Regions from separate parts of the Mus musculus genome. Here region 1 is linked to region 2. Evidence: chromatin loops called from intact Hi-C (ENCODE). Cell type or tissue: gastrocnemius. All regions are shown on one strand. Each heading gives the region's core, and the rest is flanking DNA. Links, peaks and the distances in the headings are about the cores only. Region 1 holds the start of Fasn (fatty acid synthase). Region 2 overlaps Ccdc57 (coiled-coil domain containing 57).

What was found. Hi-C counts contacts between places; a loop is a spot of excess contacts. Peaks named below come from ENCODE experiments on the same cell type or tissue, not always from the same donor. Only the 100,000 strongest peaks of a DNase experiment are listed, where the experiment ranks them.
Region 1: it touches region 2 in a loop (2.1-fold over the local background); 11 of 42 quality-filtered maps call a loop at or near these places.

The regions. Positions count from the first base shown.
Region 1 is chr11:120,819,048-120,827,454 of GRCm38, forward strand. Fasn (fatty acid synthase) reads right to left here and starts at 5,500. Exons shown (of 43, transcript NM_007988.3): 1 at 4,983-5,500; 2 at 3,670-3,805; 3 at 3,031-3,183; 4 at 1,852-2,025; 5 at 1,485-1,685; 6 at 1,198-1,320; 7 at 982-1,097; 8 at 756-890; 9 at 1-153. The coding sequence starts at 3,796. Ccdc57 (coiled-coil domain containing 57) reads right to left here. Exons shown (of 19, transcript NM_027745.1): 19 at 7,495-7,877. The coding sequence ends at 7,669. In gastrocnemius, for the core only: a CTCF peak has its summit at 5,068; DNase peaks (open chromatin) are centred at 719, 1,796, 2,642, 3,318 and 5 more places; H3K4me3 peaks cover 3,516 bases; H3K27ac peaks cover 4,539 bases.
Region 2 is chr11:120,884,624-120,893,030 of GRCm38, forward strand. Ccdc57 (coiled-coil domain containing 57) reads right to left here. Exons shown (of 19, transcript NM_027745.1): 11 at 1,227-1,440; 12 at 610-762. Among named protein-coding and RNA genes, the nearest start is that of A430102A20Rik, 44 kb to the right of the region's middle. In gastrocnemius, for the core only: a CTCF peak has its summit at 3,065 (motif pointing right); DNase peaks (open chromatin) are centred at 3,084, 4,166, 4,677 and 5,315; H3K27ac peaks cover 1,565 bases.

The DNA.
Region 1 (8,407 bases), core at 107-8,106, 66 kb before region 2:
GCCAAATGAGTTGATGCCCACGTTGCCACCACGAACAGGCAGGGGCCTATCGACCACCTGCAGCCGCCCATCAAGAAGTGCTGGGATCTCAGGGTTGGGGTTGTGGAAGTGCAGGTTAGGGGCCCAGACCCCATGCTCCAGGGATAACAGCACCTGCAATAGAACACAGTTACTGGGCAGCTGTTCCCACCAAGTGTGGCTATCTACCTCCCCTGGGCCCGTGACCTGTGTGTGGTACTGAGCACCAAGACCCTTGTCCTCTGACCTTGTTTTTTTGTGTCATCTAGGGTGCATGTCTCCAAGTTGAGGAGCCGTAGGCCTGAACACACAACCCCCCCAAGCCAGGCCCAGAAGCCCAAACAGATGGGTCATCGAGACAACCACACATCCCCCAATGTAGAAGCAAGCTGAAGGTCCCAACAAGTGGACAGGCAGGTGTGCAAGGTCACCCAGCAGGAAAGGGCACGCCATAGCAGATGTTGGCTCAATCCTCCCTCACCTCAGAAGGAGGCCTAGATACTTCTTCAGAACTGTACCTTTCCTTTTTGCAACCAAATTTTCCCTTTGGCCAGAAGCTATATAAGTCGGCACATCTACCACAGGGAACGTGCCATAAGGGTAGCCCCATGCTCCCACGGTACAGTCAAAGGGCCAGCTGGTAGGCAGGCAGGAGCCCCAAGGTAGGCCAAGTAATGGTTACACTACACAGCTATCCACATAACAGGGACTCTTGACCCAGAGCCCAGTCTGCTCACCTTGGTCAGGGCTGCAAGCCCAGAGGCAGGCTCAGGGTGTCCCATGTTGGATTTGGTGGAGCCAATTAACAGAGGGGCCTGGCGGAAGGCGCACAGGGACCGAGTAATGCCATTCAGTTCCTGGGGGTCACCCACCTGCAGGGGACAGAGTAGGTTAAGGCTGCAGCCGGAAGGACCTCTAACAAGGGTAGAGGAGTCACAGGTATGGGTCAGAAAGGGCTTTCACCTTGGTGCCCGTGCCATGGGCTTCAATATACTCAAGCGACTCCGGGGCCAGACCAGCTGGCTGATACAGAGAGCAGATGAGTTGTTCTTGGACTTCTCCAGAGGGGAATGTTACACCTACGGTAGATGGGTAGTGGTACGGTATGGTATGAAGCCTTGCATGCCCCTCTTCCCCATTTCTTATGATCCATGCTCTTTCTTTTCCCTCCATGCCCACCTTGCTCCTTGCTGCCATCTGTATTGGTGCCGGCATTCAGAATCGTGGCATAGACCCGCCGAGCCAGGGACTTCTTAGTCAGCAGAACTGCTACAACAGCCTCAGAGCGACAATATCCACTCCCTAGGGTAGGTCAACACCTCAGCTAGGTGCTCTGGGGTGATGGGGTGTGTGTGTTGTGAGTCTATACATGTGTGCGCCCATCAGAAGCCAAGACACCACACTCAGGGTACAGGCTGGAGCCCTGCAAAGCAGAGCCTAATGATCGCTCCCCAGGCCACCCTTACCTGAATCATCAAAGGATCTGCAGGTGCCGTCCGGGCTGAGCATGCCCAGCTTCATGAACTGCACAGAGGTGTTCGGCTTCAGGAGCAGGTTGATCCCACCCACAAGGGCCGCGGGGCATTCCCCACTACGGATGGCCTGGTAGGCATTCTGTAGTGCCAGCAAGCTGGAGGAGCAGGCTGTGTCCAGGGCAATGCTTGGTCCTGTGGACAAGGGCAGATGCTGTCCCACACCGCACCCCCCGCACCCCGCTGGGGCCTTGAGTACCCCACTCAGCGTTCCCCCAGGAATAAGGAAGTCCTAAAGGGTTGTCTAGGTGAATGCACTCATGCAGCTGGGCCCGTGCCCAAGGCTGGGCTGCCCACCCACCTTTGAAGTCGAAGAAGAAAGAGAGCCGGTTGGCCATCATTGCACGCTGGCAGCCCACCATGCTGTAGCCCAGAAGCGTCTCGGGATCTCTGCTAAGGGCCTCGGATGCCTCTGAACCACTCACACCCACCCAGACGCCAGTGTTCGTTCCTCGGAGTGAGGCTGGGTTGATACCTGCCGGGGGCAGCAAGAGCCACACAGGCTTGGGTGAGAGAGATGCCATCAGGGGCCACAGTGAACCTCTAAGGTCTGGGTCAGGCAGCAACCCATAGGAGGCCATAGGAAAGACAGAGAACAGCATTGTCTGAAGGCAACTCCCTTGGCCTCTGGTGTTACTGGTGGGTCTCAAGAGGCTGCTGGCCAATGAGTTCTCTAGTGCCAAGGGCAGCCTGCCCTGGGACAGGCTGTGATAAGGAGATACAGGAACACAAAGGCCAAGTGTCCAAGCCGGGAAAGCAGAGGACCGTGGGTAACCCCCTGGGAGCTGTGCCCAGCCTTTGATAGAGCCTGGGCAGCCAGACAGGTCCGAGGTGAGGGCCTTCATTTTCACCAAGGGCTCGCTGGTCTTATACCATACCCCAGGGCAGTTGTGCATCAAGCTGTCTATCAAGTATAGGGCTAATTAACATCTCCCAACCTGAAGCGCACCCCCACCATACCAACCCACACTCGCTGCCCACTATAGGGCCTTCTATCCCTGGGGGCACATCCATGTCCCAAGCAGTAGGATCCAGAATAAGAGACAGCCAGTGGGACAGGGTTGTTGCCAAAGCTCGAGGCTGAGCCCCTGCAGAGCTACCTGCTGTAAGCCCCGCCCTCAGCCCAAGAACAACCAGACATTGGGGAGTGAGGAAACTAGGGTAACAGGGCGCGCCTGGGACACTTCTAGTGTGCGGTTGTGAAACTGTGCCCTGCTCAGGGCCCCCGCCTCCTGAGCCACCGGCCCTGTATCAGGATTGGGGACATAGCTAGAGAGACCCATGCCAGGCCTGTCTCTGAGCCCTTGATGTCTCAAGAGCCAAAAAGATATTATTGTTGCATCTCCTTTTCCTTTTAACAGTACCAGGAATGAAGTCCAGGTTCTTGCACACACTAGACAAGTTGCGCTACCACTGAACTATGTCCCCAGCCCTCATTACAGTATGTTCTAAAAAGGGTAGGAATTCCCCAACAACCCACCTCCATCCACAATTGCTTCATAGCTGACTTCCAACAGCAGCCGAAGCTGGGGGTCCATTGTGTGTGCCTGCTTGGGGTGGACCCCAAAAAAGGAGGCGTCGAACTTGGAGAGATCCTTCAGCTTTCCAGACCGCTTGGGTAATCCATAGAGCCCTGAGGAACATCACAGCCTCTGAAGCCAGGCTCCCAGAGAGTGACCCAGACTCACTGCTAGTGAGGAGTCCCAAAACAGCCACATGTGGGTGACCCAGAGCCAACCCTGTAGGAGGTGAGGCTGGCGACTGGGAGACCCTCTGCCTGCTCCCAGGCTGGCCAGGCCAGCCCAATGCTGACTCACACCTGTCCATCAGGTAGAGCTGCTCTGTGGCTCTGTTAGAGCCCATTGGGTGTGAGAGTCATCTTAGACACCATCTGCCAGCTCAGGGCACAGGCTGCAGATGAGATATCCAAAGGGCCAGCCCCCTTCTATGATCCACCTTTGGTGTCCTCCACGAGGGATCAACCAAGTCACCTGTCCCTTTTCATTCTGACCGGTTCTCAACCTCACAGCTAGCTCTACAGGGAGTTCCCTGTCTCCAGAAGTGCCTTGGTCATAAACTCTCAGACCATCCTGCTGCATGATCCCGAGGGGACACTCACCAGCCTTCCATCTCCTGTCATCATCTGTGACCATGTCCACACCACCAATGAGGTTGGCCCAGAACTCCTGTAGGTTCTCTGACTCGGGCAACTTCCCCGACATACCGGCTATCACCACCTCCTCCATGGCTCTTCTCTGTGGGGGAAGATAGCATGGTGGGTCTCTCACAGTCATTCCCAGCTACAGCCACCTAAATCCACAGGTAGCACACCTCAAGACTTTCTGAGAGCAAGGGCTCAGAAAGCCCCCAGTGGAAACTAGCAGAACTCAGCTGTAAACAACGGATGAGCTGAGTGCTTAGGTCTCCTTGCACTGATAGCTACTTCTGAGATTGTCAGCCCTTCCAGGGTAGACACTTGACCTGGCCTGACCCTACCATGTTTTGCCAGAGCTACCTGGGACCATAGGATCTCCAGTTGCCTACTGGATGCTCCATCCCAGGCTAGTCAAATCAGGAACTTGCAAACAGAAGTGGGGCTTCAAGAAACAGGGTCTGGGGCACTCTCACCTTAAGCCACGGGGAAGCCAGCGCGCTTCCCTTTCACGAAGAGGGTGGAGACTGACTGCCGTTCAGTGCCAGCCAGGACGCCAGGCTTGGTTAGGACCCAGAGGGAACAGGCCCGACAACTAGTGAGTGCCCAGGCCTAGCAGGGCTGAGGCAAACCGATCCCCTGCCAATGGACCCTTTCAGCAAGGTCCGACCTGGAATACTACTCTCAGCTTGGTGCGGTTAGGGGAAAGGTGAAGCCTCTCGCCATCTGGTCGAACACTTTGTAACCTGGCCGAGGCAGCAGAAGGATCTGCTAGATCCTCCTGTCCCTAAGGCACTTGCCCAGGGCAGTTCAGGCCTTGCAACCGTAGTCCAACGAGAAGGCTTCCGTGCCACCCAGCCGGTGAGGCCTGGATGGTCTGATGACTTCCGCTGAGGCCCCTGGGGCCTCGTGCGCACCCAGACCCGCATCTGCCTTCTCCAAGCTGAAGCCCGGGTACCACCGCGGCCTCCTGCGCCCTGCCAAAGCCGCCCAGTGCGAGTGAAGGCCCCGGCCCCATCCACGAGGCGCCCAGACTCCTGCACCCGGTTGGCGCGGCGCCCACGTGACAGCGGCCCGCCGCGCTGGCTCTCCGCACACCCCTCCCGCGCCCCTCTCGGCCTGATCGCGGAGCTCAGCCCGGTGGCTGGCTGTCGGAGGGGCGCGGCGGCGCTTTTGTGAGCGCAGGGGTGCCGAGGATGGGCGCCCGCCTATCCTTCCACTGGAGCCGTGGCATCCCGACACCGGCCTGCCGCCCCGGAACCCCGAACGCAGCGGCGTACCTGTCTGGGCTCTGGAGGCAGACGACAAGCGAGGAGCGCGGCAGGCGAACTGGACGGGACGCCGCTGCCGTCTCTCTGGCTCCCTCTAGGCCGCGCCGGCGCTATTTAAACCGCGGCCATCCCCGCGCGGCCACGCCACATGGGCTGACAGCTTGGCTGCGCCGCCCAGGCCAATGAGCGTCGGGGCTGCGCCCCGGGACCCGGCGCGCCGCCGCCGGTGGGGTGATGCCCGCGCGCGCCGCCCCCAGCCGGGACCCTGCACGGGCGCGCGCTGGAGCACAAGGAACGCGCAGCCCCCGCCTGCTTCCGTCCCCGCCCCCGGCCTCGCGCGGGCCACGCGGGGCTCATCCCGACGCCCTCATCTCTGTCCTCCCACCCCCACCCCCTCGCGGCCGGTGCCAGGTGTGCACTGTGCGCGCGCAGTGTGGGTCGGGCGTGCTTGGTCACACTGGAAACTCTGCACTGAGGAGGACACCAGGGCCACGCGGGGGGACAGGTCCGTGTCGCTGCGATTCCACGCCGCGATCGTAGCGCGCGCGGAACCGAGGGGCGTGGCCTGCTCCACATCGAAACCAATTGGACACCGAGGCCGTTCTCGGTGGCCCAATGGCGGCGCGCGGGTGGGCGTTGCTAGGCAATAGGGTGATGGGCCGGCAACAGCGGCAAAGCACTTCGCGGGCCCCCGCGCAAGCGCGGTCGTTGACCCTGGCGGAGGGCGCCTCAGGCGGGGTTACTACCGGTCATCGTGGCCCAGCTTTCTCGGACTCCCACCCTCTGTGGCCACCTTGGAGACCAGGATGCGGGCAGGGACGGGAGCAGTAGGCAGGATAGGGAACACTGACGGGCGCGTGTGGCGGCCTCCGGAGTCCGCTCAGTGTCCAGGCGCGGCCATCTGGCGAGCGGGATACCACCCCTCCCCCGCCTGGTGGGAACAAAGGAGCTGCTGCGCGCCTCCCTGAGTTTCCGGGACCCTCTCCCTCCCTCCCTTTAAATTCCTCTTTTCAAAGGGTTATCGAATTTGGGGGCGGGGGATGACAAAACTCACCGTCCAAAAAGACACAGACTTCTCAGGGTTGGGTCCCTTGAGTGCCTAGAGAGGTTGTTCCCTTCCCTCCTGTCCTTCCACTACAGGCCCAGGCCACTAAGACTGACCTCCTTATGGGGTAATGGCCCGGGAGTGGGGGGGAGGGGGAAGGGGGCTAGTGTCAGTGGTCCTTGACTGCAAGTCTATAGCAAAAGCCAGAGCCTCAGAGCCTTGCTTGTCAACCCTGGCTTCTAGCTTCTCCAACTTGGCTATCCACCCAGGCTTTCTGTGGAAGGAGGCTAAGCAGGGACCCTGAAGGGCAGCCTATAGGACTGGCAGGTGTATTCTGCCCATAAGCTGGCTTGCCCCCAAGCTCTCCCATTTTGCCCCTATGCCTTTGTGGGTGTCTTTGGGTTTCAGGGCCAGCCTAGGAAAGTTTTACAAAAGGCCTGTACACATACTAGCCAGAGCAGTCCCACCCCAGCTCCTGGTGCCTTGAGATAGGTCATGTTTGCCTTCTCACTGGCCAGGCTGCTGGCCAACCCTAAGTGGTCAGCAGAGCTCTGCCCTCTGCAGCTGTCAGGGTCTCAGCTGGAGGAGATGTAACCCAGGGATGCAGAGTCTGGGCCGTGCACAGAGCAGGATGCTGAGGGCAGAGCAAACTTCTCTGATCATCTTTTCACCAAAGGAAGTTGCATGGCTACATCTCAGAAACACGTGACAAACAAAGTGGATTGCCAGATGTGGATATGAGAGAGCCACGTCAGGATGGCCTGCCATGGCCCCTGCCAGTCGTGAAAACAGCACAGTGTACCTAGGTGGGCTCTTGTAAAAGCATCCTATGGCTCTCTCTTTGCATATGCACCTTGAGAGCTACCTACTACAGACCCACAGCAGGAGTGATCTGCAGATGTCTGCTACCTAGGCCTGAGTTATTCAACTGGCATCCAAGACCACATTACTGAGTGTGGGCTTCCCTGTAATGTTGTGATGGCCCACCATGTGAGCCAGCCAGCCTGGAATCACTGTCAGGATTTTACACACAGAGATGCAAAAATGAAGCTGCAAGAGTCACATGATTAGTCAAGGACACACAACAACCTGGACCTGGGAGCTGCCTGGACCCTGCAGCCCTGTGTGTCTGATACCCAGCAAGGCTAAGGCCATGGGCCTCTTTAAGTCATGCTATGGACAGGAAGTGGTCAGGCAGGTCTCATGAGGTTTTCAGTAGGCAGATGGGTCTGGTTCCGAGACTGGGCCTCTGGGTGGCCAGGCCCATGCTCCCGGGAGGACCTCTCATACAGTGTTCCTTGGGGACATACTTTGCAGGTGGCCACTCTATTCTGCCCACCAGGCTCTGGAGGACAGTGTCACCGACAGGGCGAGTGCACAGTGGCTGTGGGTGGTGACAGGCAGGGGGCAGAGGCCAGCCCAGGATCCAGCCTGCATTCCCCAAGTAGGACAAGACAGACAACTTCACAGGCCAAACAGATGGAGGAGGCTTTAATTGCTCTTTAGCATCAGAAAGGCCATCATTTGGGATGCTGTCCTGTGCTCACAACCCACCTGTATACCATGTGTATTCTCACTCCCAACTTGTATAACCACAGGCCCCACGTACAAGGTGGAGCCCCTGTGCAGTCTCCTGCAGGAGGCTGAGACTTAGTCCTTGAGGTTGTAGTTGCGGATCCTAGAGGGCCGCTGCTGCTGGCAGTTTGTAGGTTTAGCTGGGTGAGACTTGCTGGGTCTGGGGGGTGTGGCTTTTGGCTGAGCTTCCATCTTTAGCCCTTTGACAGCAAAGGCCTTTTGTATGGGGACAGGGCTCCGGTTGACCTTTTGGAAACAGCTGGGTCTTGAAGGTGCTGGACACTCTACAGGCAAGAAGTAGAAAAAGATGTAGGTTAGGAACATGGGAAGGGTATGTGCTCAGAGTTGGTCATGTCATAACAACCTGTAGGGACTCATATTCTGTTTTTCTTTGTGAGAGCCTATACAGGCCAGCAGGCCCTCCATAGTGACCTAGCACTAGCCAGTGGCAGCAACTGTGTTGGGTCCTGACTAGGGTGCAAGAGGTGTGTGTGGGCATGGGCTTCACATATTTTCAACTGATCCTAGGCCTGCCTCTCCCCTAGCACACAGAAATCTGGGCTATGGAAACAAAAGAAAGCAAAAACCAAAACACCCTGAGATGCTGTGACTGTTTCCTAAGGGCTGGGGGGGGGGGGGTGGCGGCGGTAGCAGGTGGCCCCCCCTCCCATTCAAGCCAGGCTACCCCATTGAGAGTTCAGTCCTTCCTCGTCCTGTCCCTGGGGCTTGAGTATAACAGGGAGTGTTCATGAACGCTTCTGACCACTTACATCCCTAACAGAGACAGGCCAAGGACTGTCTGGCAAGCTGTACT
Region 2 (8,407 bases), core at 341-8,340:
TGAGGATTCATTCCAAAAGCCACAGGAAAGAATGTTCATGTTCACACAGAGCACAAATTCACACTGTAACAGGATGCACCACACAGACTCTGGGACAGCTAACCAGGAAGATAGATTATGTACCCCGTGGAGCTGCCCTGCAAACTGCTGATGGGCAGTGAAACACAACTTAGGCCAAAAGACAGCAGACAAATGCTCAGGAGTCACACACTTCCACTTGCATGAGAAGACAGAGCTCCCACCTGACACTAGAAACTCCCAGGAGCCCCTGTTCTGGAGACTACAGCGTCTGATGATGGCAAAGACTGGGCAGCTAGCTATGCCTGCATTTGGAAGACTTGCCTGAGGGAATTTATCTCAGTTTTCTTTATTCATTTTTTGTTGTTGTTGTTGTTGTGTTGTTTTGTTGAAACAGGGTTTCTCTGTGTAGCCCTGGCTATCCTGGAACTCACTCTGTAGACCAGGCTGGCCTCGAAGTCAGAAATCCGCCTGCCTCTGCCTCCTGAGTGCTGGGATTAAAGTGTGCCACCACCGACCATATATCTTAATTTTCACGCAGTCAGTGTGACTGGGACAGAGAATAAGGTTCAGGCAGCCAGGGACTCTCACCAGCTGCTGCTGCAGAGCTGTGGACACCATGGTGTGGATCAGCAGTGGCCACGGACGTCTTCACTGGCTCTTCTGTGCTTTGTAGTTGTTCCTCCAATGCCTTAAGTTTATGCTTTAGATTTTGCATTTCTGCTTCAAGGGTCAGAACATAATCTGCCAAGACACGAGGGAACAACACAACACACACTCACAGGCACACTTACACCATTGTCTTACTGCCAAAGCTTCAGGGCTCACGGGCTCTCCTCTGCCCCTGATCTCTCTGCACTCCCCGGGACTCTCTGGACCGACTTTCACTTCTCAGCTTAGCCTCCATGTCTTCTAGGAAGGCTTTGGGATCGGGAGTGAGAATTTGCCTGCCTCCACTCCTATAGGCTTGCTGAATGGAGGGGAATAACTCCCATATCAGGTACTGGTCCCTTAGAAGCAATCATGGTGCCCGCTAAGAACAAGACATAGGTGGGGATGCCAACTCAGTTCTCCCATAAGATGCTCCTCCTGAGGAAGGCCTGCCCGGCAACCCTACTGGCACTGCCACGTCCTGCCCAGCCTGACTGCCTAGAGGTCCCCGTGTCCCCGCCGTTCACTCCTTTTTGCCTCCATCTCTCCCAGCTCACCTGGAGGGGTGGAGTCTCCTCCAGCCTTGGGATCAGGGTCTGCATTTGAACACTCTTCTGGCTGGGCAGGGGGGAGATGACCGCTCAGCATCTCCATCTCTCTCCTCATCTGTGAAACAGCGTTCCGCAGACCTGCATTCTGTTCCTGTAGCCTCTGGATCTCAGTAGATGGAGAATCTGCCCTTATTTCTCCTTCATGCTGCTGAGGAGGTACCTGTCAACCATACATGCAGCAAGGGAGAATTATCAGGGACACAAAAGATGAGGTCCTTTGTTCCAGCTCAGCTTGGAGCCATATCCTCTCCTCCAAAACTGCAGTGTGTTGTAGAACACTACCCTCTCACTGCAACAGCCACCATCTTTATCAGAAAAGCTGCTTATTTGAAAGAGACCCCCTCAAGATCAAGATCAGGCTTGTCAACTGATGACACTTTCTCGAAGGTGGGAATGAAGACCCTCACCTCACATTCTGGCCTCTCCTCCTCGAACCCAGTAGTATGCAGTCTTGTCCTAACTACACACGCCTAGAGATGTGTCAGTGTGTACATAGACTGTAGGAGGTTAACTGACGGCAGGGGCTTCTATCTGTACAGCCATGGGAAAGTCATCGTCCACTCTGGGGCTAAATTGGTGGTATGATTGCTCTAGAGTTCCCCATGTGCCTGTAGGTAGCCACTCAGGCATGATTGTGAGAAAGCCCAATAAACTCTCGGGTCCTCCAGCTGGGCTCTGGAAGAATCATACTTTGGTTTGTCATCAAGCACTAGGTGGAGGAGGTAGAAGCTTGTTTGTTTCCCCAGGGGAAAGTCCCTACAACACAATGAGCCTCCTGTATGCCTCGAGGGCCATGTCGATTTGTGAGGCACTACATGAATGACAGGGTCACTCGGTAGTTGGCTTCTCAGACACAGACAAGGGTCACCGGGTCAGGAAGGAGGAAGAGTGTCAGGGGAGCTCTGGGGGGGGGGGTGACAGTTCAGTCACATGCCTATATTTACTGCACCAAAGGCTTTATGAAATCTTTTAATTTTTAAAAAAGATTGACTGACTGACTGATTTGTTTATTTTTATTATTATTATTTTGAGACAGGGTTTCTCTGTATAGCCCTGGCTGTCCTGGAACTCACTTTGTAGACCAGGCTGGCCTCAAACTCAGAAATCCACCTGCCTCTGCCTCCCAAGTGCTGGGATTAAAGGTGTGTGCTACCACTGCCCGGCCAAGATTTATTTATTTTAATTTTTTGTGCATTGGTTTTTTGCCTAGATATATGTCTATGTGAGGTTGTTGGATCCTCTGGAACTGAAGTTACAGACAGCTATGAGCTGCCATGTAGGTTCTGGTAATTGAACCTAGATCCTCTGGAAGAACAGTCAATGCTCTTAACCACTGGGCCAACTCTCCAGCCCTGACTTTATGACTTCTATGAAGTTTTAGAACAGTAAGACAATTCACTGGGTAGAACACAGCTGAAAACAGGAACTACAGTTGCAACAGAAAGCATCCAAACAGGTCAGGTGAGCAGAGCCCCTAGGCCTGGGACAGCATGAGGTGCAGGGAAAACTGACACTCAGAGCAAAAAGGAAAGAAAAAGCAGCTCTGCATGCCCAGAGATGTTCCAGTACCCATCAGTGCAAACTGAGGCTCAGTTACCAGCCTCTCTGGTCATAAGCCAAGGAAGACCCAGCACAGGAGATCCGAGCCAATCTTCTGAGGAAGAGACACACATGTGTCCAACACCACATTTAAAAAAAGATTATTTTTATGTTATATGTATGAGTGTTTTGACTGCAAATATGTATATGCACCACATGTATGCACTATCCACAGAGGCCAGAAGATGGCGCTGAATACCAGGAATTGCATGACAGATGGATGTGAGCAGCCGTGCGGCGCTGGGGACTGAACCCAGGTCCTCTGCAAGAGTGGCAGGAGCAAGAAGTGCTCTGAATTGCTGAGCAACCTCTCCAGCTTCCTAGCCACACCATTTTAACCATGCTTGTGAACAATCTAACAACCTGGCAAGAAAATGACTCAGCACATTAAAGCATGTTACATGACATGCATTCAGATTTTGTTTCTAAGGGATCTCTATGGGGTAGAAATATTTATGGTAGAATTAAAGGAAAAGACAAACTTCCTAGTAAAATGCTCAGCAGAGGCTCAGCCCTCAGACACTGCCCTGCCCCCTGCACTTCTGTCCCCTCATCCCATGACATGTTCAGCCCATTCAGCCCGTTCCATTCACGTCTGTCTGCCTACTTCCCAGGCATGTGGGTTTCAGGAAGTACCGTTAGGGAGCACCCCTTCCCTCCACTGACAAGTGCAGCCCTTCCGAGGCTGAGCTACGTTGGGTCTGTTCTAGGCCTGCATTATCTCAAAGATCCTCTCACTACAGCGCTAACATCCCATCCATCCATCCCACCCTTCTAAAATTACATTCTCTATGTGTGTGTGTGTGTGTGTGTGTGTGTGTGTGTGTGTGTGTGTGTGTATACATGCCACAGCCTGCACATGGAAGTCAGAAGACAGCTTTGGAGAGTTGGTCCTCTCCTTCCACAATGGGTCCTGGGGATCAAGCTCGGGTCTTCAGGTTTAGCAGTAAGCATCCTCACCCACTGAGGCACCTCACTAGCCCAACTAGAGCTTCTTAAGTTGCTGTAAATTGTTTTTTCACTCCTAGAACGAAGTTCTCATGTCTCTTACCCTGAGCCCCAGCTTGCCAGTGCTCGTTTTTAGCCAGACTGGCTGAATGTGCAGCCTGTGGCTGTAACCTTCTAGCCCAGCCTGAGCTCACCCCAGCTCTTACCCCGGACGGGAAGGGCCATCTCGGTTCTCTGCACCACCCAGCCTCCCCGCTATTATGATGACTGGCTGATTCCCCCTCTCTGGCAATGAACAGCACAGTAGCCAGGCCAGGAAACCTGGCGAGAACCTCTGTGAAGCACGGAAAAGCCTGGTCACCCCATGCTGCCTCACATCTGTGACACCAAGCTGGCTAAGAGCCTCTTCTGGCCTCAAGCCGGCTACATCTTCTCCCTCTTAGGATCCCCGAGGTGACAACTGAAACATAAGAGCTACCCTTCTGATCTGCCCTAGATTATGAGTAATGTTCCCACATCACATGTGCCAGATGGGAGCCTGTAAAACGGATGTCACACACAGCCAATCACTGTGTGCTGAGGAAGCCTGTGGTAAATTTGGTGTCAGTCTTTGGTGCAGCACAAGCTCCTGGCTATCCAGAGATAGTCCCTAGGTGCTCCTAGTGGGGCCTGAAGGAGGCTCCCAGGCAATAACATGAAGGCAGCATTTCCTTTGCTGACTTCCACGGCTCCCCAGTAGGGCAGGCTAGGCAACCCTCACCATTCAGTTCAAAGTTTTCTATAATGCTGACAGCGAGGAGCTGGTGAGGGCTTCTCCCTCCTGAGCCCTGGCCCATCACTCTATTCCAAAGCTGTACCTAGGCTTTCGTCTGCAGGCAGATTCTGGGAACTGTACTGGCTGCTTTGGTTGTTGGGACACAGCCAGATATTGTGTCCAAGATCAAGGGTACACTTGAGGAGGTGGGTGGGGTATGGGCTGTTCCTGACTATAGAGCACACTTCTGAAGTTTATTGTTTACTTAACAAAAACCGGGCAACTGATAGGCCTTGCTGACCTGCTTAGCTGGTACTTGGAGACAAATGTATTCTTTTGATTGCCAGCCTAGGGAAAAGTACAAGAAAGCTTCCAGTAAGGGGCCATTGATGAGAATAAGTGCTTTTTCTTCTCTCATCTGTCTACAGTTTTTCCTGTGCTCAGTTTGAGAAGCGCTTCATATATGACTTCACAAAAGCCTACGGGATGGGGTGAGAGGTCCGTGCGTCCCAAAGGCCATCTACCCCTCATCAGCCTCTGATTCTTGTGGCAGAAATGTGAGCAGAGCTGCTCGGGTGTCCTCAGTGCTCCAGCCTTGGGGCAGCTCACCTCATGGGCCCCAGGAGGGTCAGGAGGATCTTCAACCAACTGTTCTGCCATGGGCCAAGTTTGGGAACTGCAGTGTGTGAGAACTCAGAGGGGAGATGTGTTTTGTTGGCAATCTGCTGCTCAGACTTGGTATCCCACAGCATGGCTAAAGGCAAGCAGCCACTGCTAGCTGCCAGCACCAGGGCCATCCTGGGCAGTCACTTCCAGTATGAACACTATCGCCTTGTGCCTTCTGCCTACTCATTGTGATCTGGGAACTTGGCCTTTAATGGAAGGACAGCTTTGTAGGAGAAAGACAAGTCTGAGGCAGGCATCCCTCAGGAAGGGCCCGAAAGAACATCAGTATCGTTACTCCAGAGAACTGGAGAGTGACCTTTTCATAAAGGGGCAGGTGTTTGATACTGGAAAAAAAAAAGACCATGTGATGGAAAGTTTTATGTCAGCATGATACAAACTAAAGTCACCCGAGAGGAGGGAACCTCAGTTGAGAAAATGCCTCCATGGGATCAGGCTGTAGACAGACCTGTAGGTCATTCTCTTCATTATCGATCAATGGGAGAAGGCACAGCCCATTGTGGGTGGTCCTGGGTTCTATAAGAAAGTAGAATGAGCAAGCCAGTAAGCAGCACCCCTTCATGGTCTCTGCATCATTTCCAGGTTCCTGCTCTGCCTGACTTCCTTCAGTGGTGACCAGTGGCATGGAAGAGTAAGCCAAATAAACCCTTTCCTCCCCAACTTGCTTTGGTCACAGCCACAGGAACCCTGAGTAGGACACACCATTAAAGAAGGTCCTAAGAAGGGGTCGCACTAGTGAAGCCTTATCTTCAAATGGACACCGATTAGGAGAGCCCAACGAGAGCCTGCTGAGAGCTAGCCCCAGCTAAGCTTTATCCGTTTTTTGTTGTTGTTGTTGTTTTGGTTTTTCAAGACAGGGTTTCTCTGTGTAGCCCTGGTTGTACTGGAACTCACTCTGTAGACCAGGCTGGCCTCCAACTCAGAAATCTGCCTGCCTTTGCTGGGATTAAAGGCGTGTGCCACCACTGCCCGGTCTCTGTAGGAGTTTCTTACAGCTTCTTCGGGAACATCCGGCCATAAGCTAGGTTCAAACAGCACTATATTCTCTCCTGCTCTGCAGGCCCAAAGCCTGACATCACACTGTGAGGAAAGCTGTGCTGCATCTGAAGGCTGCAGCGGATCTGTTCCAGGGCTTGTCAGAATCTGGTGTTCCTGGGCTTGTAAATTTGTCACTCTAGTATCTCTGCCTTGCCACCAACATGGCCATCCTGTGCATTTATGTGTCCTTCCCTCTAAGGACAGTAGAAGCAGGGTCAAGGATCAGGGGTCAGGGCCACTCTGCCTCCAGCGTGGCTCATCTTAACTCACTACACCCTCAGCAATACAATCTCAGTGAGTCATATTCTGAAGTCTTGGGGTCAAGACTTTAACCTGAGTTTTGTGGGGAATGCAACTCAGTCCACAGGCACCCTGTAACCAGTGTCTGGCTATCGTCACCATGGAACTACTAGGCTCCACTTTGTGGAGGGAAAACCACCTTCTCCATCTCATGTTGCTCAGTAGTTGCCATGTATGAAGTCATGTGTCTTTGGAGAGAATTTTCACTTTTTTTTTTTTTTTGAGACAGGGTTTCTCTGTGTAGCCCTGGCTGTCCTAGAACTCACTTTGTAGACCAGGCTGGCCTAAACTCAAAAATCCGCCTGCCTCTGCCTCCCAAGTGCTGGGATTAAAGGCGTGCACCACCACACCCAGGGAATTTTCACGTCCTACTCAGGACTTGATGATGGAAAGGTCCCAGGCCAGTGAGATGGCTCAGTGGGTAAGACCACTTGACGTGAAAGTCTGGAACATGCATGGTGGAAGGAGAGAACCAATTCCCTAAAGTTGTCCTCCGACTCCACCCAGATGGCGTGCGCACATAATCACACACACAGAAACACAAAATAAATAATATAATAAATAATAATAATTAAAAAGGCCCCATGACTGCATCTTGAAATGTGATTCTGAATATTTGACAGTACGCTCAATTTTTCAAGATTGGCACCACAAACCAATGAGATCAATAAAAGAGGAAGCACTATCTTGTATTTTTAAAATGAAGGCAAGGCAGTGCATGCCATCCTAGCACTTGGGAGGCAGAGGCAAGCAGTTCTCTGTGAGTTCAAATCCTCAAGAGTTTAACACAGTGGTGGGGAATACTTTTAACCCCAGCACTTGGGAGGCAGAGGTACACAGATCTTTGTACATTCAAGGCCAGCCTGGTCTACAGAATGAGTTCCAGGATAGCCAGGGCTACACAGAGAAATCTTATCTTGAGAAAAAAAAAGTTCAGTGCCCTATATAGTGAGTTGCAGGACAGCTAGCTACATAGTGAGTCTCTGTCTCAAAAAACAAACTAACAGACCAAACCAAACCAACAAAAAATAAACAAACCCAAAAGAACCACAAAGCAAAGCAAAGCATCTGGGTTCCTGGTTGGTGGTGATCTGGTTGGTGGTGATGTGATGCTAAGAAGCTGGTATTCCAGCTTCACCCTAGAGCCTGTGTTAACTCTGTCCTCTTAAGCCTTCCTGCTACTTTCTGCTCCAATAGCCAAGAGGCTGCCACCACTACTCACATGCCTGCTTTTCGTGCAGCTATAGCTCCCAGCCGAGAGTACACACAGCCAGCCAGTCTCCTGTGGTTGGACAATTCCCAGGAAGCTAAGATGGGGTCTTTATAGATGCACCGTGACTTCATGTGCTGCTCATGCGCAACACAGGGAACAAACTGCTTCTGGGCTGTGTGCCTCGCAGGACAGTGATATGACTGCGTGCAGTGATGGGTCACTTTCATTTATTTGTGGTGTTGGGGCTCAAGTCTAGGCCTTCGGTCATGCAAGGAAGTGCTCCACCTCTATAGCCTTGCCTATTTAACATCTTCCAGTTTGTTTTTGAGAGAGAACCTTATGAAATCCAGACTAGCCTTGAACTCACGATTGTCTTCCCTCAGTTGCCCGAGTACTGAAATTACAAGTGTGTGCCACCACACCTGCCTAAATCTTAAATAGTGTGTGTGTGTGTGTGTGTGTGTGTGTGTATGTGTATTATATGCTGGTGTGTGCCACGTGAGTATCGATTTGTCCATGTGTTACTGTATGGAGTCAACAGGCAACATCAGATGACTTCTGCATAACTTAGGACCTGGTGCTGGTGAGATG